Linked DNA regions of Homo sapiens: region 1 is linked to region 2. A link is a loop called in an ENCODE intact Hi-C map of the cell type or tissue named here. Cell type or tissue: endothelial cell of umbilical vein. All regions are shown on one strand. Links, peaks and the distances in the headings refer to the core of each region. The heading gives the core; the rest is flanking DNA. Region 1 overlaps HOOK1 (hook microtubule tethering protein 1). Region 2 has its middle 20 kb from the start of CYP2J2.

Region 1 (12,225 bases), core at 1,083-9,082, 68 kb before region 2:
GTTCGTTTCTGCCCAAAGCTCTTATTTTCAGAGGTGTTACTTTTGAACTTTTGGGGTCATTTTTAAAAGTTAGCACTTTTGAATTTTAGTTGTGTTAAATATGTGCTGTCGTATATCATAGCCATGAGCCATATATGACAATTTAAATTTAATTAATTATAAACTCAGTCTCTTGGTTGCACCAGCCACATTTCAGATGCTCAATAGCCACATGTGGCTAGTGGGTACCATATTGGACAGGGCAGCTATAGAATATTTCCATCATTGCAGAAAGTTCTATTGGATAGTACCATAATCTTTTTATAGTAACTTGGAAATACTATTTGATATTAGATGTTAGACCACAAAAAGAAGAAAAATGTTAGGACTATTTCAGATATAAAAAGGAACTGAATTGTGACATAATTAGCATCTTACATTCCATACAGTTGAATACCTTATGCTGTGACAACCATAGTTAATCATTTCAGTGCTGTTCAACATACATACCTATCAGCAGTGTGTTTAGACCAGGGGTCTGCAAACTTTCTGTGAATGGACAAAGAGTAAATACTTTAGTAAATGTCTTAGGCTTTGTGGCCTACATGATCTTTGTTGCAAGTACTCAACTCTGCCATTATAGAGTTAAAGCAGCCATACACAATATATAAACAAAATGGGCATAGTTGTATTTCAGTAAAACTTTATTTACAAAGACAGGCGGTAGGCCAGATTTGGCTTGCATGCTGTAGAGCTGTGGTCTAAATTTTATTCATAGACTTTCTTTGCAAATACAGTGTGAGTATTGTTCCATTTACAGTATTATTATTTTTTAGATACCTGGTTTTTAGATTCTTGCCTGGTAACTTTTTACTGAAAATACAAGAATTTCGTACTGCATTTGCATCTCCGAGATTAGGGAGCACCTGTCAGGATATGTTGTTCTATCAGGGTTACTTCTGTTGACTACCTCTTAGATTTTGATACAGTTATATTGTTGAGTTTCATTTTCATATATTCTTGTAGTGTCTGCTTGCCTGTGACTTCTGGTAAAATAAAATAAGCCTTTGAAAATATTTTAGCATGGTATTTAACATTTTCTAAATATTATGGCATTTTGACATATTTTAGTCAGCGAAGACATCTGCCCCTTTGGTGTTTCTACTTGCTTATGATTGAGATTTTACAAGCCCTTCAAACTCCGTTTTAAAGGAATTTATTGTAAAACATTAACTTTAATAAATTAGTGTTTTCACAGATCAGATCATTATACTTGGAACTTCTAAATCATGCAATTTCTGAATAAGGACATAAGGCTAGATTCATTTTTCTTAATAGAGAAAAAGGAAATTTCTGATTTATCACTTTTCTAGTTGATAAGTAGGATTCAAAACGTTTGATATGTAAGTATTTATATAAGACTAATGTAATTTAAAGTTCTGTATTATTGTGATTAATCATACAGAAATTCAGGAACTGATCAGAAGTGAGATTCTTTTCCACATCTGGTTAATGTAGTGAGTTGACACCCTGTGGGTGGTAAAGCATTATAAACATTTCATCTTGAACCATGATTTATACACATCTGTGTTATAAGGGAGGCTTGAGTACATATACCAATGAAGAGATATTCAGCATTTGTCTATTTGATAAGGAATTAAATGTCCTAGTGATTATAAAGTAAAACCACAGACCAATTTGCAAATGATCTTCAATGTTAAGCACTTGCTCTAAGATTAAAATTCCTTTTCTTTTTAAGGTTAAGGGTGTGTACGTATGGCAGTGATGTCTATGTTGAGATTAACTTATGTATTGAGGAAAATTTGAAGTTTATTTTTTCGATGAATAAGGCTGTCAAATGATTTAGTATAGATTAATGACATCTTTTTTAGAAATATTAAAGTGAGTATTCCTCATTATGTCATCATTTCTGATAATTAGAGTGCTAATTTGAATGTTAGATAATGTTTCCACATCTATACCTATTTCTTTCTAGGGCACTTCTGACCCTGGGGCTTGGGGATGGCCTTTAGGCCACAGTAGTGTCTGTGTTAAGTTCACTAAATGTGTATTTAATGAGAAACATTCCTATGTAAAAATGTGTGTATGTGAACGTATGCATACATTTTTATTGTGCACCTGTACATTGTGAAGAAGTAGTTTGGAAATTTGTAAAGCACAAACCATAAAAGAGTGTGGAGTTATTAAATGATGTAGCACAAATGTAATGTTTAGCTTATAAAAGGTCCTTTCTATTTTCTATGGCAAAGACTTTGACACTTGAAAAATAAAACCAATATTTGATTTATTTTTGTAAGTATTTAGGATATTATTTTAAATAAATGATTGTCCATTATCAATATAATAGTTGTGAAATGATTTAAGTAAATAAACTTTATGCTTCTGTGTCTGTTGATTTTGATGGGTTTTTAGTGGGCATAAATGCATGTTTATTTGCTGCATTAAATAGAGGAGTGAAAATATGTAGGTTTGTAAAGAAAAAGTAATTGCATTCTTCTAATTTTGTTTTTCCTTTTAATTTTTTGGGGAATGAAAAGATATATTAAATGATTTGGGAATATGTCTTTTTATGTCTCCATTTTCACCTCTGGAACCTAGACATCTTGCATTAACACGGAATCAAAACATTTCTGGGGCCGGGCGTGGTGGCTATGCCTGTAATTCCAGCACTTTGGGAGGCCGAGGCAGGCAGGTCACTTGAGGTCAGGAGTTTGAGAACAGCCTTGCCAACACGGCAAAACCCCGTCTCTACTAAAAATACAAAAATTAGCCAGGTGCAGTGGCAGGCGCCTGTAGTCCCAGCTACTTGGGAGGCGGAGGCACAAGAGTCGCCTGAACCGGGAGGCAGAGGTTGCAGTGAGCTGAGATTGTGCCACTGCACTCCAGCCTGGGTGATAGAGTAAGACTCTGTCTCAAAAAAAACAAGACATTCCTGGGTAATATAATTTTAGAGACTGCTATTTATCCCTGAATATCCATTCTACCCCTCTTAACTTTAGTGATGGAATCCCATATTTTAGCTTGTTACATTATTATCCAGGAAAAAAAGAGAAAACCAAAACTGTGCTTCCCAGATTCCAATATAACTAGGTGGGGTACAGCTTTGTTCTAGATATCTAGCTTGAATGTACGCAATTCACATTCTTCTGAAGTTCCAGGGGATATGGAACTTTCAAGCTTCTCTCATTGTCTTTGGCTTTTGACAGCTTGACTATCAAAAAGATGATGAGTTGTGGATCTAGGTGTTGACTTCTTCAAATTTATTCTATTTGCAGTTTGTTGAGTTTGGATCTGCAGACTAATGCTTTTCATTAAACTTGGGAAATTTTTGACTATTATTTCTTGAAACATACTTTCTTCCTCTTTCTATCCTTTTCTCTGGTACTCTCATTATGCACCCGTTTTTACTTGGTGTCCCACATGTCTCCAAGGCTCTGCCCATTTTTCTTCATTCTCTCTTGATTCTGCTCCTCAGAATAGATCATCTCATTGATTTATCTTCAAGTGTATTGGTTCTTCCTCTGCCAGCTCAAATGTGCTGCTGAGTTCCTCTAGTGAATTTTTTGTTTCAGTTATTGTACTTTTCAAATCTAGAATTTCTAGTTAGTTGCTGTTTTCTATTTCTGACTCCTTATTGTGATTTTCTGTTCAGTGGAAAATCATTTTCATATTTAACTTAATTCTTTATCCAATAATTAATTCTTAGGCTCATAGAACATACTTAAAGCTTTTGTCTAGTAAATCCAATGCCTGGGCTTCTTCAGGGACTGTTTCCAGTAACTTCTTTTTATCCTGTCTATGAGCCATTGTTTTCTGTTTCTTCACATGATTCATAATTTTTTATTGGAAATTTGGCATTATAAGTAATATGTGGAAACTCTGGAAATCAGACCCCGCCCCACAGTGTATTATTGTTACTGTTATTGCCTTTTGTTTAGAGACTTGAACTAATTCTGTAAAAATTCCATTCTTCATCATGTGCAGCCACTGAATTCTGTGCTTTTTAAGCAAAGTATCCAGCTAATTTTGGACAGCGATTTCCTTGAATGTTTTGAAATAAGTCTCTCAGCCTTTCCCAAAGGGCTCTGCGTGTGTTTTGCATTATACCTTCAACACTCCAGCAGGTAGTTTACAGTTCTATTGTAACCTTAGTTTCTTGCTTACACAGACCCTCACAGTCAGCCAGAGATGAGAGATTCGAGTCTTTCCAGGTCTTTGCCTGGGTATGCATGTAGCCCTCACATGTGCATGGTCTTCTAGATTCCTAGGCATATGTTAGAGTGTTAGAAGCCCCGGTGGGCATCTCTATTTCCAGTTTATCCTTTTAATCCTCTGTTTTAATTCCAACTTGTATTGCTACCTTGGGTTACTGTAATGTTGCACAATTGTCACTGATTTTTTTTTTTTAACAAATGTCCTGTAGTGTGGTTTGCACAGAATCAGCGTTTAGTAAGGTAAAACAAAGACAAGTTCTGAGAATGGGGCTTTTCAGGGAACTGCCAGAGAGGTCATATAATGACAACTTTCTGGGAATGGGGCCTTTGGGGTGCTCCAAACCCATTCTGCTCCCTCCAGTGGCTGCTTGATCACGGGTATTCACAGCTACCATAATTGTGAGACTGTTGCTTTTAAGGATACTTGAGAGCTGGGGAGAGGAGAACCGGCATAGGGCAAGTTAAAACAGAGCTCCCTGTTTTTACTGAGAGCAGCTCTTCTTTTTTTAAACAAATGCTCAGGTTGTTTTGAGACTTTAATTTTCAGCATTCTGAAAATGTTGATTTTGATTATTTTTGCTCACGTTCTCAGTGCTTTTATGGAATGGATTTTTGGAGCTCCTTAAGTTACCATTTCAGAAGTTCTCGCCACAAGTCAGATTTTTGAAAGTAGGAGTGACCTCAGTAACCAGTATTTAAAGCCCACCTTTTCCAGAATGTGAAATTAAGAAATATAGAGGTTCATGGCTTGCTGCATGGCTACGGAAAATTTATGGCACACTGCAGCATTAATGTCACTTGGCTGCTTGCTCTCCCCTACCCCTCACCTCCACTGTGTGTCCAACAAACATTTCCTGAGCATCTGCTATGCATGAAACAGGTACTGAATGTGTGTGAACAAGACACAGTCACCTCTGAAAAGCTCATTTTAATTGGGAGATTATATGGAAATAGGAAATAAAACCTTTTAAATTAAATTCTCAGGGAATGGAGGAAGGAGCAACTAACCAAGAGTCAAGAAAAATGTCACTGGAGAGCTAACGTTTAGGCTGGCCTTTACAGGATGAATAGGAGTCTGCCAGGTATAATTAAACATTTCTTGCAGAAAAACTAGCTTCTGTAAAGACATGATGAAGGATCTGGCCTATTTAGGGAAGTAATAGTTCAGTACTTTGGCAGGAGAAGTACTAAGAGATGTAATTCAAAAGGTGAATAGATTTCACATCATAAAAATTACCATATGTCCACCTAAGGAGCATGCCCTTACATATGGCTATGCAGGCCCTACATCAGGGGTGTCCAATCTTTTCAATCTTTTGACTTCCCCAGGCCATGTTGGAAGAAGAAAAATTGTCTTTGGCCACACATAAAATACACTAATACTAACAACGATAGCTGATGAGCTAAAAAAAAAAAAAAAAAAAAAAAAAAAGAAAGAAAGAAAGAAAGAATCTCATGTTTCAAGAAAGTTGTCTAATTTGTGTTGGGCCGCATTCAAAGCCATCCTGGGCCGCTTGTGGACAAACTTACTCTACGTGATCCAACGCCAGAGGGCACCATTCACCTAGACTACAAGTGAATGGCAGCCTGGGGTTTTACAACATAGCAGCCATACTGAAGAATCTGTAATTTATCCTGTAGTCAGCAGGGAGAATATCTTGTTTTGTGGACACAGTGAGGAAAAGATCAAATTGCCTGGGGAAAAAAAAGGTCTAGAAATAAGTTCTCCAAATTGTATAATAGCATAACTGGATGCTTCTCTGAAATAACCATACAGCATTACTACTGTAATTGATGATTATCATGTCACTTTGATCTCATGTTTTCACAAGAAATACAATGCAGGTGTATCTGACAGCATAGGGTAAGTTATGCTGTAGTAATTTTGAAATTTTAGTTTAGTTTATAACAAAATAGGTTTATTTCTGACATCATACGTTCATCTTGAATAAGCTGTGACTCTGCTTCCTGTCTTTGTCACACTGGACAGACTCTTATCTAGAACACTGGTGGTCTCATGGCAGAGAGGAAACATGTTGCAATACTAGCCAGCTTTCAAGCACTTAGAAGTGGCTCGTGGAACTTTTGCTCTCATTTTATTGATCAAAGCCAATCACACGGCCATTCCTGAATTCATGAAGGTGGTTATACATAATCATCCCACAGGAAGGAGCACCACAAGGAGAGGCACCTCAGAGGGGGACAGTGGACTTTTGACCAGTTATATATTCCACCTCAGCAGGTGTTATTCTATTTTTCAGATTAGGAAATGATTTCAGGAAAGTAAAGTAACCTGTTTAATTCACAAGCAAAAGGTAATAAATGGTAAAAACCAGGAATGGAATTCAGGCCAGCTTAGCTACAAAGATCCGACCTCTAGTTCATCTGACTCCCAGTGCTACCCCGCTGAGTCTTTTAATGTTGTTTTGTGTGCATCAGAGCCCTGTGATGTCTTTGGACTTCAGATTATTTTGGCAAAGAGAAGCCTCTGTTCTGACCCTAATTGTTATAACCAACACCATCAATGACAGAGCCAGTCTCTGAAAGTGACCCTTTGCATTTGACCCTTTCTTCTTGCTTAGCTTAATTCCTTGTCTGTTTCAAAAGAAGAAAAGGTTCTTAGCTTTCCAGAGCAGAACAAATAGCTCATGGTGAATACACAAAAACTGTGTGACCCAGAAAGTACAAAATCTTCATCCAGGGCATCAGCCTGTTGTTGAGAAACAAGCGTGGGGAAATGGGCTAGGTGGCACCACTCCAGAAAGCCAGCTGGGACTGAAAGAGTGAGGTAAGACAGGAGCCTGTGCTCCTCCACTGCATTTCTGAAGGATTGTAATAGAAGTTAGCATGAGGGCTGTGAAATAGGTCATGGGGTGAGATGACAAGGACAGAGGGGTAGTGGCGGAGATCTGACTTCTGGTGATAGGTCCCACCTAACACCAACCCACAATGAATCCACTGATTTTGTTCATTAATTCACTATTAAACACTACCATGTTGCAGGCACTGTTCTTAATACTGTGGACTCAGAATTGAACAAGACAGATACTGCTCTTGCCCTCAGGGAGTGTAGTGTATTAGTTAACTATTGCTGTGTGAAAATGCACCTCAAACCTGAGTGGCTTAAAACAGTAACCATTTATTTAACTCACAAATCTCAGGTTGGAAATTTAGGCTGGCTCAGGCAGTTCTTGTCTGGGCTCACTCATGCAAGTGCATTCAACTTCCAAATTTGCTTGGATCCAACTCATCTCAAGTCCTTATGCACAGCTCTGGAGGCTGGCCAGCTATCAGCTAGGGCAATGTGATGGCAATGATGAAGCCACATGTTTCTTATCCTGCAGCAGAGTAAGGTGGACTTGTTTAAATGGTGGCAGGAGGGTCCCAGAAGAGCACGCAGAAGCACACACAGTCTCTTCAGCCCTGGGGTCAGCCAGGAAAGTCATTTCACCACCAGGCCAGCCCCAAGTAAAGGAGACTGTGAGTAGATGCTAGCTCGTGAGGAGAGAAGTTGTAAAGTCACATTTCAAGGGTTGTAGACACAATGAAGGGAGTTATTGTAGCCTCTTTTTACAGATATATATAACTCTCAGCCAGACTTAAGTTCCATGAAAAACACAACAGAGTGGAGAGACTTCTGTTTCATGCTGTGACAGTTAACTGGACTGGACTAGCCCTTCTACCACAAGAAAGACCAGAGAAGTGGACAAGGTAAATAAACTTTTCCAGATATTGGAAAGCTGAAAATGCAGAACTGTTTCCCAACAGAGAGGACCAAATGAAGTGAGCTCTACAATATCTGGCTTTCTCCCTGGAGCGATTTACTAGACTCCATTTCAAGAATCAGGGAAACAATCAGAACACAGTAATCTTGGTAAGATGAGAAAATAAATTGGACCTTAGGGTGACTGACATGGCTAGAATTTGTAGAATAGAGAAAGGTGGAAGCAACAGCAAGAAAGAGCTCCAGAAATCTTGAAAGAGATCAGCTGAATACCAACCTCTGCGGGTGTAGAGCGAGACTCCATGAGGTTGGGCAAAGGACATCTACTAGAGAGAAAACACCTACCAGAGAGCTATAAGCTTAATGATTGCCATAGCTTTTTAAAAATTATTTTTTATTATGTTACTTTAAGGTCTGGGATACATGTGCAGAACATGCAGGTTTGTTACATAGGTGTACATGTGCCATGGTGGTTTGCTGCACCTATCAACCAGTCATCTAGGTTTTAAGCCCTGCATGCATTAGGTATTTGTCCTAATCCTCTCCCTCCCCTTGCCCTGCAACCCCCGACAGGCCTCAGTGTGTGATGTTCCTCTCTCTGTGTCCATGTGTTCTCATTGTTCAACTCCCACTTATGAGTGAGAACATGCAGTGTTTGGTTTTCTGTTCCTGTGTTAGTTTGCTGAAAATGATGGTTTCCAGCTTCATCCGTGTCCCTGCAAAGGACATGAACTCATTCTATTTTATGGCTGTATAGTATTCCATGGTGTACATGTGCCACATTTTCTTTATCCAGTCTGTCATTGATGGGCATTTGGGTTGGTTCCAAGTCTTTGCTATTGTAAATAGTGCTGCAGTAAACACACATGTGCATGTGTCTTTATAGTAGAATGATTTATAATCCTTTGGGTATTTACCTAGGAATGGGATTGCTGGGTCAAGTGGTATTTCTGGCTCTAGATCCTTGAGGAATCACCACACTGTCTTCCACAATGGTACTAATTTACACTCCCATGAACAGTGTAAAAGCGTTCCTATTTCTCCACATCCTCACCAGCATCTGTTGTTTCCTGACTTTTTAATGATCATCATTCTAACTGGTGTGAGATAGTATCTCATTGTGGTTTTGATTTGCATTCCTCTAATGATCAGAGATGATGAGCGTTTTTTCATATGTTTGTTGGCCGCATAAATGTCTTCTTTTGAGAAGTGTCTGTTCATATTCTTCACCCATTTTTGATGGGGTTGTTTTTTTATTTTACACGTTGTACAAAAATTAACTCAAGATGAGTTAAAGACTTAAATGTAAAACCTGAAACCATAAAAACCCTAGAAGAAAACCTAGGCAATACCATTCAGGACATAGGCATGGGCAAAGACTTCATGACTAAAACACCAAAAGGAATTGCAACAAAAGCCAAAATTGACAAATAGGATCTAATTAAACTAAAGAGCTTCTGCACAGCAAAAGAAACTATCATCAGAATGAAAAGGCAACCTATAGAATGGGAGAAAATTTTTACAATCTATCCATCTGACAAAGCTCTAATATCCAGAATCTACAAGGAACTTAAACAAATTTATAAGATTACCATAGCTTTTACAGGGCTGGAATTAGCTATATTCATTGAGAGTGGATATAACTCATTGAATATCTCAGGCAGTCAGTAGAGACTGCGAAAAAATCACTCTTTAGGAGCCCTGGAATGGAGGCTACTTTAAATCTACTCTAACAAAGCTTTAAAATGAGCTTCAAAAGGATTAAGGTGTCCTACAAGTAAATTAACTGCCTATTAAAATAAAACTTAATACTCTGTAAAGGAAGACAATGAAAACACTCAACAATGAAAAACTTACATAATAATTACTAGACATAAAGAAGTGGAAATATGTGACCTGTAACAAGGAGAAAAACTCAGTTAAGAGACACAGACAAAAACAACAGACAGGGACTTTTAAATGAATAGTATAAGTATATTCAAAGATCTAAAGAAAAATAACAGAGAAATAGAAACTATTTTTAAAAAGATGCATTGATACTTCTAGAAAAATAAAATATATGAAATAAAAAAAATTAATGGGTGGGCTTAATGACAAACTCAACACTGCAGAGGAAACTAAGAGTGAACTCAGTTGAACTTCTTAAAGACAGAAACTTGAACAGAAACTATCCAAACTAAAGCATAGAGAGAAGAAACGCTGAAAAATATTAACAGAACCTCAGTGGCCAGTAATTCAACATCAAGGGGGCCGCATATGTATGACTGAAATCCCAGAAATATGGGAGCAGGGAGTGGGTTAAGAAAAAGAAGTATTTAAGGAAATAATGGCCACAATTTATCCAAATTTTCTAAAAACAATAAACTCATAAATACAAGAAGCTTAATAAAGATAAACACCAAGTAAACGATACCAAGATACATTATTACCAAATTGCTGACAAGTAATGATAAAGAAAAGAATCTTAAAAACAGCTGTAAGACAAAAGACTCCTAATAAATAGTGGAACAAGGATGTGAGTGATTGTGGCCCTTTCATCAGAAGCAACATAAGCCAGGAAACAATGAAATGACATCTTCAAAGTTCTATAAGAAAAAAACCCTGTTAATTTATAGTTCTATATATGGTGAAATTTTTATTCAAAAATGAAGGCAAATTAAGACATTCTGTGATGGAAGAAAAAGAGAGGAGAAGGGAGAAAACCTGGGGAGAATTCAAGGCACAATATATGGTGGTGGTTTTCAAGAATAAGTGAGATGGAGAGGAGTCAGCCTGGGGGACTTCGTCAACATATATCCTTCCCCCAAAGATGGTTATGCAGTGATGGCAGTGGTGAAAAATGATGTTGTGAAGCCATGTGTATTTCAGAAATGTTTCCTTTGGTTTTCATAACCCAGTGGGGACCACTAATGTCAGTTGATTTTTACGTTTATAATCCCCCATTTCTCACTTTCATCAGCACTGGAATGAGCTCTGAGAAGGGATGGTTCTGTATCTCCCTTCGTTAACCACTATCTGATTCGTAGTATGTGCTCAGTAAGTGTTTGTTGAATTGACTTAAAAAGACTATTAATGCGAGGCTTGGTACCAAAAGCACAGCTCCATTTTCTCTTTCCAAGTAGAAGAAGAAATTCATAAGGTTTGGTTTTTCCACAGTTAGGGAGATACCACCAGCATATGGGGGTACTGAGGAAAGCAATGCAATTTTACCAAGTGAGAAAACATTATTAGCTATATTATAGGATACTCTCATACATTCAAAGCTAATCAGAATAAAAGGAAGGAGCATCTTCCACTGCAGATGTACTTGGAACTGTACTTTCAGATAGTTAATGGCAGAAACACCCATGTATATGTGTGATAGAGTAAAAATAAAAACGTGGCAAGGAATCCTTCATAGTGAGTGTCACAGCCCAGCAAAGCAGGATCCAGTGTTTGCCACATTTATAGCCCTGTCCTCTTCTTGCTGTTCACAGCACTGACCCTGAGCCACAGCAAGATCCTGAGGTGTCCTGTGAGTCGTGTATCCACTCCTTCATTCAACACAGAAAGAGAAATATCACTCATTAGGGTCTCACTGTGGGCTGGATATTATATTTGTAACAGGATATCCAAATGGGGTTCTTCATCTCTCAGTTTCACATGGAGTCCCAGTTACTGCAAATAGCACATGCCAAGTGCTATTAAACCCACAGCTGTAAAGTAGGGCACTTGAAATCCTATGTGAGACTTGCCACAGGGGCCTCAGATAACTGTTTTTGTCACCCTTACAGCCCATTGCCTACATTGAGGACTAATGGAAGAGGCAGAGAGGCTTCTGTGGTGAGGAGTGACAAAGACTCAGCTCCTCTAAACCCTCTAGGCATTGACCTTGGCATCGGTCCATGTTGGGCCTAATGGCCCAGTTGCAGCATGTCAGTTTAGAGGCGACCCCTGACCCCTCGATATCTGATCCAAATATTCATCCCCCACCCTTGGTACCTGATCACTCGGGTTTGCCTTCAGCAAGAATCCTGTCCAGTGGATTTAGCCAGAATCTGTCCTTACCCCACAAATTTCCTCTTAGGTTTTCCATCCCCAACCCAGCTTCTTGGCTATAAATACCCACTTGTCATCCATACTGTATTTGGAATTGAGCCCAGTTCTATACTGAAATCTCCTTTCCCCTATTGCAATAGTTCCTGACTAAAATTTGTTTTTACTGCTTTAAATGCAGTTCAGCTCTGGTTTTCATTGACAGGCAGATCCTCTTGACCTCCCACCCGTCTCCCACAAAGCAGGAGAGGT
Region 2 (12,225 bases), core at 2,933-10,932:
TGGATCTTTCCTTTCAAGGCAGCAAGTTCCCTTCTGATGCAGGCTGTGTCTAGAAAAGTCATCTGGTAGCTAAGTCCTGGAAAGGCGGTCTCATGACTCTGACTGGTGCCCTGTCCTACTGTCTTGCATCTTGGATACCAGCCAAACTCTTAAGGGCTATTAAAATAATGGCCATTACTTTTAATGGCGAAAACTGCAATTACTTTTGCACCAAACTAATAGTACAACCTTTAGGGAAAACAGTATGGAGATTTCACAAAGAACTAAAAATAGAACTACCCTTCAATCCAGCAGTCCAACTACTGAGTGCATACTCACAGGGAAATAAATAATTATATCAAAAAGATACCTGCATTTGTATGTTTACCACTGCACTATTAGTAATAGCAAACATATGAAATCAATATATCTATTGATCTGTTAGTACAATTAGACAAGTGTCCATCAATAGATTAGTAGATAAAGAAAATGTAGTATATATACACAATGGAAAACTATTTGCCCATAAAAAATGAAATCATGTCATTTTTAGCAATATGGATGGAACTGGAAGTTATTATATTAAGTGAAATAAGCCAGGCACAGAAAGACAAATATATTCCCACTCATATGTGGGAGCTTAAAAAGTTGACGTTATGGAAGTAGACAGTAGAATGATAGTTACCAGAGTCTTGGAATGGTGTGTGTTTGGGTAAAAGGGATGAAGGAGAAAGAGAGGTAGCTTAATGGTTACAAATATACAGTTCAGTAGAAGGAATACGTTCTAATGTTGGATAGCAGAGTAAGGTAACTATAGTTAACAACAATGTACTCTGTGACAGATTGAACTCTAACACACCTTTTCCTGATTTTTGAGCACTTCAAAGTTTGAGGAGAGTGTCTTCTGCTGGCCTGGCTTAGGTTATGTGCAGTCACACACTGCAAAATGATGTTTCAGTCAGTGATGGCCTGCCTATATGACAGTGGTCCCATACAGTTATAGTGGAGCTGAAAAATTCCTATCTCCTAGTGATGTTGTAGCTATTGTAATGGCATAGTGTAACACATTACTCACATATTTGTGATAATGCTGATGTGAATGGACCTATTGTGCTGTCAGTCATATAAAAGTATAATACAAATAATTATGTACAGTACATAATGCTTGCTAATGATAAACAACTATGTTACTAGTTTATGTACTTACTACACTTTTTAATCATCACTTTAGAGTGTACTCCTTCCACTTATTGAAAAAAAGTTAACTGTAAAATAGTCCCAGGCAGGTCTTTCAGAAGGTATTCCAGAAGAAGGCACTGTTATCATAAGAGGTGCATTGTTATTGCCCTGAAGATCTTCCAGTGGGAGAAGATGTGGAGGTGGAAGACAGTGATATTGATGATTCTGACCCTGTGTAGGCCTAGGCTAATGAGTGTGCTGGTGTCTTAGTTTTTAATAAAAATGTTTTAAAAGTTTAAAAAAAATAAAAAATAGAAAAACATGTATAATGACATAAAGAAATGAAACATTTTTGTACAGCTGCACAATATGTGTTTTAAGCTGTGCTATTGAGTGAAAAGTTCAACAAATTTAAAAGTTTATAAATAAGAAAACTTACAGTAAGCTAAGATTAATTTATTATTGATGGAAAAAATTATAAAGCCTACAGTCAAGTATAGTAGTGTCCTAGGTCTTCACATTCACTCTCCACTCACACACTGACTCACCCAGAACAACGTTCAGTGTTGCAAGCGCCATTCGTGATAAGTGCCTTATACAGGGGTACCTTTTTTTATTTTTTGTATTTTGTACCACATTTTTTGTGAAACTTATGTTCTGGCTGGAGGCAGCTGATAATAAACCAATAAACCAAAAATTAAAAATCAGATAATTCAGAGAATTATCCAGAAAAATAAAATAAAGCTATGTGAAAGAAAGTGACTGGTGTCTGCTTGAGGTTTGGTGACCTAGGAGGGTCTTGTGAGCAGGAATAGCAATTTACCCCTGAATGCCAAGAAGGAGCCAGAAATAGAGCTAGTTATAGTTGAGGGGAGGGGGAAGCATTCCATGAAGAAGGACTAGATAGTGTAAAGATTCGCCTAAAAGATTCTTCTCCTAAAATGGGAAGAATCTTGGCATATTCCTGTGGCGGGGCAGAGTGTGTGAAGGAGAGGGAGGAGTGGGGCAATGTTTCAGGGTTGGAGGATAGACATCAGGTAGGACAAGGAATGTGTAAGCCAGGGTCAGTTTGGTTTATATTTTAAGTTTGATTAGAAGCCGTTGAAGCTTTTTAATCAAGGAGTGACATGATCTGATTTTTTTTTTCTGCTAAATTTCCTTAAAGATTGTGGACTGTAGGTGTGAGAGCAGAAGTAGGAGAGACAGGTTAGGAGATCATTGCAGTGAACAGGTTGGTGGATGGCATTGGCTTAGATTAGCAGTAGCAGAGGGAGGGAAGAAAAGCAGATGGAATTCAAGAAATGTTTTTGGAAGTAGAGTTAAAACGAGCTTGTTGATGAGAAGAGAGTAATAAAAAATAATGATAATAACAATCATATCTTTTAAGAACCTACTATGTGCTGGGCACAGAGTAACTCACTTAACTGCATAACCATCCTCTGAAGTAGGTACTCTTATGAACCCCGTTTTACAAAATGAAGAAACTAAAGGTAAAGTATCTAATTTTTAACAACTAAGTAAAAATAGTTAATGTTTCAATTTTGGGTGGTGGTGCTATTTGTTGATATGAGAAAAAAATGAAAGGAGAACAGGTTTAAGTGGAACAATAAAGAATTCTCTTCTGGCCATTTTAAATTTGATGTATTTATTAGTTATCCAAGTGGACGTGTCAAGTAGAAAGCTGATTATTCAGGTCTGATGATTTAGGAAGAAGTATTTTTAGGTCACAGGACTGGACGAAATCACCTAGGAAGAATATAGAGAGAGAATCAAGAGGTACTGAAAGACTCTTAGATCTGCCAAAGCTTAGAAGTAGAAGAGAGGAGAAGGAGCCAGCAAGAGCCCTGAAATAAAGACCAGCCGAATGGAGAAAGAGAGAGGAAACCTTTCATAACTGCTAGCAGGAGGGCCTGGAAGTACAACTCGTCCTCACCCCTGGTGATTAGCTGATGTTTTCTGGGCACATAGATTTCTTGTGAGAAAATACGGATGGAGAGAGAGGAATATGTTGTTGGGGCAATGCAGAGATTAGCACGAGTGGTCAGAATTAGACAGGCTACAGGTAAACAAGTCCAGGAAAGTATGGTCTGTAGTTGAAGTTTAGCAAGGAAACAGTCAATTTTAGCAAGTTCGATGAGTATATGCCATGATTTTGGGTTTAGCAAGATAACTGAGTTCAAGAGCTTTCAAAAGTATTGCAGAAAATATCTGAAGCAGTTTTTTTTTTTTCCCCCCACAAAGGGTTGTAGGGAAAGAAGGGAAAGTCCGACATCATCACCAAGGATGTAAGAGAAAAGATCTTCAAAAAGAAGGGATTGGTCAGTGTGTTGAATTTGCGGAGAAAAAATGAGATAAGAACAGAGAAGTGGTACTTGGAGTTATCAGTGTGGAAGTCACTGGTGATCTCAGAGTATCTCAGTTGAGTGGCTAGAAAGGAAGCTTGATTGTGGTATGCTGAAGAAATGGGAGTTGAAGTGGAGACAGCAACTAAAGGTAATTCCTTCAAAATGTAGCTTCATATATACATATATGCATTTGTATACTTAGTGGCCCCTTTAATGTACAAATTGTTGCTTGCTTGCTAGAGATATGATCCTAAGCCTTGCAATTCTAGTTTAATAAAATATCTTAGCCGTTTAAGTATGTATAGATTTCTATAGTTTAAAAAATGACTACCTATAATGTCTCATACAATGAGCATTGGTATTGTGTCTAGCTGTCTAAAGTTATAAACAATGCTTCAGAGAAGGTGTTTGTAGTCATATTTATTTATTTATTTTGAGACAGGGTCTCACTTTGTCACCCAGGCTGGAATACAATGGTGTGATCTCGGCTTACTGCAGCTTCAACTTCCCAGGCTCAAGAGATCCTCCCGCCTCAGCTCGCCAAGTAGCTGGGACTACAGGCATGCGCCACCACGGCTGGTTAATTTTTGTATTTTTAGTAGAGCCGGGGTTTCACCATGTTGGACAGGCTGGTCTTGAACTGCTGGACTCTAGTGATCTGCCCACCTTGGCCTCCCAAATTACCGGGATTACAAGCATGAGCCACTGTGCCTGGCCTAAAAATTCTTGAGTATGTCTGTAGGACAAATTCATAAAAGGAGAACTATTGGGCAAAAGGGTATTTTCATTTAAATACCGATAAATATGACTGGATTTCCTTGCCAAGAGTCTCTATTTCCTACGTACAAGAATATCTGTTTCTTCCTTGCTTGCCAATTCAGAGCTTGTGGTTATTTGCCAGTTGGATTAGTAAAAAATGACATTTAGTTTCAATTTTATTATTTATTATTTTTAATTACATTATTTTAAAGGTCAAAAAATTTTAAATTTCAAAAAATGCATTATTTTAATTGCATTATTTTAAATGCCACTTTAAAAAAAGCCATTTGCATTTATTTTTTTTCTGAAATCATGACCCTCACCCAGATTTCTTCTATTGGGTAGTTGATACTTTTCTTGTTGGCTTGTATATCCCATAATACACTAAGATAACTAGATATTTATCTATTATTTATGTTGCTAGTATTTTCTTTACATTTTTTCTGGTCTTTGACCTTGACTATAGTATTTTTACCATGTAGAAATTTTGTTTTTAAAATGTAGCCAGAATTATCAAACTTTTTTGGGGAGTGGGGCTTCACAGCTTTGTGTCATGCTTAATTGACACAATTAAGAAAATGGTTAAAAAAATGGTTAAGAACAGCATTTTTACTGCAATAATATTATGTCGCCAGATTTTCTCTGAATTCTTTTGTGGTTTAATTTTTGCTGTAATATTTTTGGCCCATCTGACACTATTTTGTTATGAGACGAAGAGAGAGATCTAACTTCATTTTTTTTTTCTACCATGGCTATTCAATTTGCTAACTAATCTATCTTCTTCCTACTGATTTAAAATGCTATCTTAATCAGAAAGTAAAATTCTCTCTATCTCTTTCTGTCATCTATCTATCTATCTATCTATCTATCTATCTATCTCTCTATCTATCTATGTATCTGTCTATCTACTTATCTATCCAGTTAAAACTATTTGGGGCCTCCATGGGCTCTATTGAGCTTTCTGTCTACTTATATGCTAATATGAGCCTTTTTTAAATTATAGAAGCATAATTATTATCTTCCATAAATTTTAGACTTAGTCCCCATACTTCCCAATTTCCTTTTCTTCAGAATTTCCTGGCTATTCTTTAAATTTCAATTTTCATTATACACTTGAGAATCAGCTGCTCTAGCCAATTACGAGAAAAGTCCTGTTGGCAACTTGAATAGGTTCCTATCAAACCTGCTCCTCTCTCTGTCTTCTACATCCTAGAAATGAAAACTCCATCCTCTGGCTTCTCAGGCTAAGAAGTTTGGAATCATCCTATTTTTTCTCATTCTTATACTTCAAGTGTTAATTGGCAAATCTACTTCAGTCTACCTTGTGTATCTATCCAGAAGCCAATCATTTTTCACTGCCTCCACTGCTAGCATCTTTTCACAAATCATCCTTATCTCTCATCTCCATTATGGCAAAAGCCTGCTTTAACAGTCTTCCTGCTTTTATGGCTGCCCTGTGAACATTCATGCACAATCGTGCCAGAGTTTAAAAACAAAATCAGATCATGCCATTCCATTGCTAAAGTACCTGTCTAATGCCTTCCCATCTTACTCAAAGTAAAAGCCACCATCCTCATGATGTTCTGAAAGGCTCTATATGGCCTGGCTTTTGTGATCTCTCTGACTTGATCTAGGATTCTCACCTTCTTTTAGTCTACTGTTGGCACCCTGCCCTCCTTAAATGTGCCAGGTACCCTCCTGACTCAGAGCCTCTGCTCCGTTCTTTCCTCTGCCTGCAAAGCTGTTTCCCAAGATAGCTGTATGTCCTTTTTCCTAATCTCTTTCTGGTCTTTGCTCAGAAATTATCACCTCAATAAGAATTTTTTCTGACTACTCTGTGTAAAACTGCAACTCCTTTCTTTCCTACTTTATTTTTTTCTTACACCATTAATTCTCATTTAGCATATGACATGCACTGATAGTTTATTCTTCCTCTGCTCCCCACACTAGAATGTGAGCTCCATGAGGGGAAAGGTTTTTGTCTGTTTTGTTCACTGCTATGTCGCCAATGATCGGTACACAGTAAATATTCAGCAAACATTTGTTGACTGAGTCAAGAGACACAAAATGTAAGGGAAAACTTCACACTCTAAGAAGTACAGAAAATAAAGCAATCTGAAAGAGACATTAAGGAATGTCAAATGTTTTAAAAGATGATGAAGAGATTAGATTTCATAAGGTAAAAATGTTAGAGTTTACACATAACAAAATAACTTTTATATTTACAATAGCACCAATACAATTTCTAAATATGAAGATATAATCTTTGAAATTATAATACCTAATGCATATAGTTCTTATATATGCATAAATATAATAATCTTTGAAATAATAATACCTAATGCATATAGTTCTTATTAATTCCTGGCAACTTCTGAAGCATTTTAAAAGCATTTTGTAAAAAAAAAAACTAATTTAATTTGAGGAAGATGGGAAAACGAAGACATAGGGGTGAAGTGAAGGATAGCCCCAAACTATTCATCCATTAAGTGATGAAGACAGGATTCAGACTCATGCAGTCTCCTGACCTGTATGCTGTTCTCTCTAGCTACTTTTATTTCTCCACTGTGCTATGCTCCTCCTTGAGACTTATTTTTTTTTGTCTACAACATAGAGGTATGAGGTTAGGCTACACAATGTGCTACATTTTGTAAAGCAAAACAGTGCATGGTCTGTCAGTGGCTGCACTGCCAAATCCCATGGAATGTCATCTGTGTAGTTTGAAAACTAAAACACCAAAAGAATAGATTAGTATTTGACCTGGAGAATCCCAAAGACTATTTGGCGAAAACCCATAAAGCATCATTAACTGCAGAAAAAGTGCATTCCCCTTAAGACAGGCAATATAAAACAGCACCCAAGAGTGCAGTTAATTGGAGAGCTTAGGTGAAATCTGACGTTCTCAGCTGAGCCAGAGAGCTTCTGGGATGCGATGGGTTGAGTCCGCCCCCATGTGGTCTTAAGGTGCAACTACAGAAGTAAGCCAACTCCCAGAGTTGCTAGGAGAGCTTGGCTGTTTTCATGTTTCTTTCCAACCACTATGTCTCCAGATCTAAGGCCATCGATGAGAGTGATCACGCCAGTAAACTTCTAGAGAATATTCATTGTCTAAACTGACTGTATGATAAGGTGTGAATTCCTGAGAAAGCACAGCATTCCTAGCTGTTCATAATCTGGGCCAGCTTAACTTCCCATCCTTGGCTCCATCTAAGGGCATCTTTATTTCCTCCATGAGGGAGGCACACTCATTGCTCTGTGCTTCTGCATGTATAATCTTGTGGGCTGGAATGCCCTATGCATCCCTTTCTACTGGAAGAAGTATCCATAATATTTGAAAACTTAGCTTAAAAATTATCTGTAACCCTTGTGTCTCTGCCACTAAGAGCCTGAGTCATTTTGGGAAGAATGCAATGGTTCTTTCGGTTTTGCATCTCCCAGACCCCTAAGATTAGGTGGATTTGCATTTGCACCAGGGGTTGCACAGGATTCTCTGTCAGGATGAAAATGGAGAATCTTCATTTTTCTAGTGAAAGTTGGTGCCCACTAGAAAGTTGGTGCCCTTTGCTTTAACATAGTCTTAATTGCATTTTATTTCAAGAGGTTTAAATAATCAAAACCACCTAATCTGGCACCCTTATTTCCCACCTTGACTATTCTTAAGTGGTCTCCTTGCATCCATTCTTTTCTCCCTCAATTATTCTCTAAACAGTTATGAGAATGGTATGTCCAAAAACTCACAGTAAGAGACTGTTTTATATGAAATCCCCTGATGGCTGTCCATCACTTGCCAGAGTGGCCTTCAGATGTTTTGAGTATGCACATCTATTAGTAAAATACTTTGCAGCATGCACCAACAACATAAACTTATTTAGGCATTTATAAATCATATAACTGTACTACTATGGTCATAAATTATTTATGTTATAAAACATACAAAAATAAAAATTAAAAATTAAGATAGAAAAATATTAATACTCATATTGTTATTAGATTGGTGCAAAAGGTTTTGCCATAATGGCAAAAACCACAATTACTTTTGCACCAACCTAATATTAACAGTATACACTACCTTATTGCACTAATAATCATATTTTTGATGACAGCAATGCAATTGGATGCATTTGATTATTTTTGAAAACCTCAGTTAAACCCTGTGTTGTTCTACCTTCAGTTTATTTGGGTATTTCATTTAAAGGACTGCTGTAGCAATATTATCATTATCAAAATTTTTTTTCAGCATCCTGATGGAGAATGTAGTGCAACCCTTGGTGCAAATGCAAACCCATTTTGGAAAATACTGACTTAAAGAAGAAAATCCAAGCTGGGTGAAGTGACTCACACCTGTAGTCCCAGCTACTCAGGAGGCTGAGGAAGGAGGATGGCTTGAGCCTAGCAGTTAGAGGCTGTAGTGTGCCATGATTGTGCCTGTGAATGGTCACTGCACTGCAGCTTGGGCAACATAGTGAGACCACATCTCTGAAAAAAAAAATGAAAGAAAAAGAACAGAATTCAAACTCTCCTGATGGCATTCAGAAGTCTTTACAGGCTGATCCAACTCCTCCTTCTACCCTGTCTCTGTTGTTGCCTATATTACTGACATACTTGATCTCAGACCTATTGCACAACTTATGGGTCCATAGAGCACCACATAATTTCCTATTTCTATGTTTTTGCGTGTGCATGGAATGTCCTTGATCCTCTTTGTCTGCTATGGATTTCTAGTCATTTTTCAAAAGTATGGATATAAAAGCTATTTGTCTTTGAGTTTTTCCAAATCCCACCCCTGACTCCTAGAATTGACTGCTTCCTCATGTGGTATTTGGATAAAATCCTTATGTTCCCTTTGACTAAATATACTTATTTTTTAGTGTATTGTATATTTTTGACTTATTTGTATCAATTTACTGTTAGATTTGAGGGAAGAAACTGTATATCCTTGACAACTTTCCAAGTTCATGGAGTTCAAAAAATGTTTGTGGAGTAAATAAGTGAACACCAATATCTTCCATAAAGTCTGCAGGCTAATTCCATAAAGTCTCAAACAATTCCATCATGAGTAAACCCCGGTAACCCCCAATCACTAGAGGGAGCAGGTCCTAATTTCTCTAGTGGGATATCTTGATCTGTGACTGGAAGCTTTTTTTTTTTTTTTTTAGAACAAGTGCAAGATTTTATTGAGTGGAAGTAGCTCTCAGCAGATATTTATTTTTCCCTTCCTTTACAGAAGTCTTCTTGCCAGGGATTTTTTTTTTTAATGGCTCCAGTCACCTGGAGTATTCTGCTCCACCCTCTCAGTACCACCCCAGGACTTCTGCTATTGTTTGCCTTACTACTTTCAAGGAAGAAGGAGGGGAATATTCTGTTGGCATTTTTGGATGCTCTTTTCTTTTTCCTCCTGTTGTTGTTCTGTATCATCTGACCTGGTGAAAACTTTTGGGAATGGGGAAGAAGCATAGTCCAATTCAAAGACCTGAACAGGTCAAGACTCTCTAACAACTAATGAATTGCACTTTGAGCTGAATGGTCCATTGTCAACTCGGTATTATTAGCACTCCAGCTAAAGACTCTAAGAAGCCATGGACTCCATTTCCGAGAATCTCCTTCCCATACAGTTTGGGTTAGAGCTTACCAATGAGTAGGAGAAACAGGATATTTGGTAGGTATGACGGAAGGAGACACTGCTCTTCTCCAGTCAGTTGCAGCCCTAAGTAGGTACAGGTACAGAATTCAGAGAGGTTCTTTTGTGAGCTGTCAAGACCATTTGCTTTGCTGCAACAGGACAGCACAATCAAGAGCTTCCCAGAGCTCTTCATATTTCATTGACTTGATGGCAAGCTCTTTAGAGCCCATTTCAGATCCTCAGGCTGAATCTTCAGTGTTGGCCTCCCTGACATTTGCTTCCCAGCTTTCCAAGTGGATGGGTAAGTTCTTTACACCTGGAATACTTGGAGATTTTTCTGCATTGCTAACCAAACTCTGCCATCTCTTGCAGTAATGAGGTAGTGAACAAAGGAGATAGTTAGGCTGTTTACAATGAAGCGGGTAATTTAAATCACCCCCGACCATAGTGGCTTGACCAAAAGCCATTTCTTTGCTCCCAATTCTATGGGCCAGGACTTTGGGCAGAGCTCAGCTGGACTGTTCATCTCAGTCCTGTGTGCACTGCCTGCTGTGGCTCAACTAAGATGGGGAGGTCCAAGACGGTCTCATTTGACATCTGAGGCATTGATGCTGGCTGTCTGCTGGGCACCTCAATTCTCCTCCACATGTCCCTTCTGTCCGCATGGTCTCTGACTGTTCAGTGGTCTAGCTGGAATTCTTTTCCATGTTGGCTGGCTTCCAAGAGGGTGAAAGCAGAAGCTGCCAGGCTTCTTAAGGCCTGAGCCTGGACCAGCATAGCACCACTTCTGCCAGATTCTATTCCTCAAAGCAAATACCCAGCCCAAATGGAAGGGAGGGGAGCTAGATTCCCCTCTTGAAGGAAAGAATGGCAACGTACCTTTGTAAGGAGCATGGGAGGAATTGTGGCCACTTTTGAAAACAATTTCCACACTAGCTAAGGAAACTGACATAGAAATGGTTAAGTTACTTGCCCAAGGTCACTCAGCAGCTAAGTAGCTGGGCCAAGGTTTGACCTTGATCAGTTCAATACCAGTGTTCATGTTCTTTACCTCTACATTCTGTTGCTTTACAACTTCCTTTTTATTTATCTCTGATCCTTCTCCAGACTACATGGTTTTATGTCCAATTCCCACATGGCTTTCAAGGCCCAGAAAAATGTCACTTTCCCTGTTTTTCTAAGCTTGAAATAGTCCTACAGCTTAAACTTTCATAGCATTTCTCTTAAGGTTCTTCACATTTAAAAAAAATAATAAAGCAAAAAATCAGATAACTGAAGCAGAACCTTGAGTGTTTTAATATTTTAATCAATATATGTGGTCCTTATCTTCCCTGTAAGCCTGTTAAGAACCCTGTAACTAGGCTTGGGTCCTATTTATCTATCTCTTGGATCATATAGTGTAAGACCAGTACATAGTAGTAATTAACAAATACTAAATGACTGGTCATGGAATGAGCCTACCTTATTTCTGAAAACCCCTTCTGACCTCTCAGTGCACCAAGAAATGTATGGTGACTGAAAGTAAGCTCTGAGGGTCTTAATCCCATCCTTATTAGTCACCAAGGACCCTCCTGTCTTCTCTCCCGACCTTGCTCTTTCCACATGCCATGTCCAGCTAGCTTCTGGCCCTTGGTGTAATACCATATCTTTGGCTCAGCTTTTAACTATCAGTTTTGACATTCTTGTTTTTGACCCTATTGCCCTCTGAGCAGCGCTTTTAATCAAATCTCCTACCCCACTTCCCATCTCTGTCATCGAAACTATGGCTTTGACCACTCTACTATCTTCTTCATAATATCAGGGGTAGGGTCTGTTTTGTTCATTGTTGACTACCCAATACAAAGTTCACTAAATACTGTAAGGCTAGCACCAAACCTATGCACTTAACCAGGCCCACCCTGGTCCCAAATGAGACTGTGTTTCAGATAGAGTGAATGACAGAAGCATCTAATGAAGTGCTGGGGGCTGCCTTTGTGCTAGGGAGGAGCATGAGGGCAGGCTTCATCAGAAGGGCTTCCCATGAGCCAGTAAGCTGAGTAATCCTGAGGGACGCATGCCTAACATAGCCACAATGAACCTTGTGTCACAGGGGTCAACCAGTTGCCAATTCTCTATGCGTATGCTTTTTTTTTTTTTTTCTAAACTTCCCTGGAGCATATTTGCTTATTTAACTTTCCTTAATAACCAGCAGATGGCTTCTGTCTGGGCAATCATCAGCTGGTGCTTAGCAATGGCAGATTCAAGAGGAGGCATGGGACTTGTTAGGGGTGGGGAATCCAGAAGACAACATACAGAATGCCAGGTGAAGTTATCAGGCATTGTCTAATTGGTGTTGGAGGCAGT

The links. Hi-C counts contacts between places; a loop is a spot of excess contacts. Peaks named below come from ENCODE experiments on the same cell type or tissue, not always from the same donor. Only the 100,000 strongest peaks of a DNase experiment are listed, where the experiment ranks them.
Region 1: it touches region 2 in a loop (19-fold over the local background); 79 of 110 quality-filtered maps call a loop at or near these places.

The regions. Positions count from the first base shown.
Region 1 is chr1:59,873,984-59,886,208 of GRCh38, forward strand. HOOK1 (hook microtubule tethering protein 1) reads left to right here. Exons shown (of 22, transcript NM_015888.6): 22 at 1-2,339. Among named protein-coding and RNA genes, the nearest start is that of CYP2J2, 47 kb to the right of the region's middle. In endothelial cell of umbilical vein, for the core only: a CTCF peak has its summit at 5,751 (motif pointing right); DNase peaks (open chromatin) are centred at 5,798 and 6,198; H3K27ac peaks cover 601 bases.
Region 2 is chr1:59,940,303-59,952,527 of GRCh38, forward strand. It overlaps a transcript of CYP2J2 not described here. Among named protein-coding and RNA genes, the nearest start is that of CYP2J2, 20 kb to the left of the region's middle. In endothelial cell of umbilical vein, for the core only: a CTCF peak has its summit at 7,214 (motif pointing left); a DNase peak (open chromatin) is centred at 7,189; H3K27me3 peaks cover 961 bases.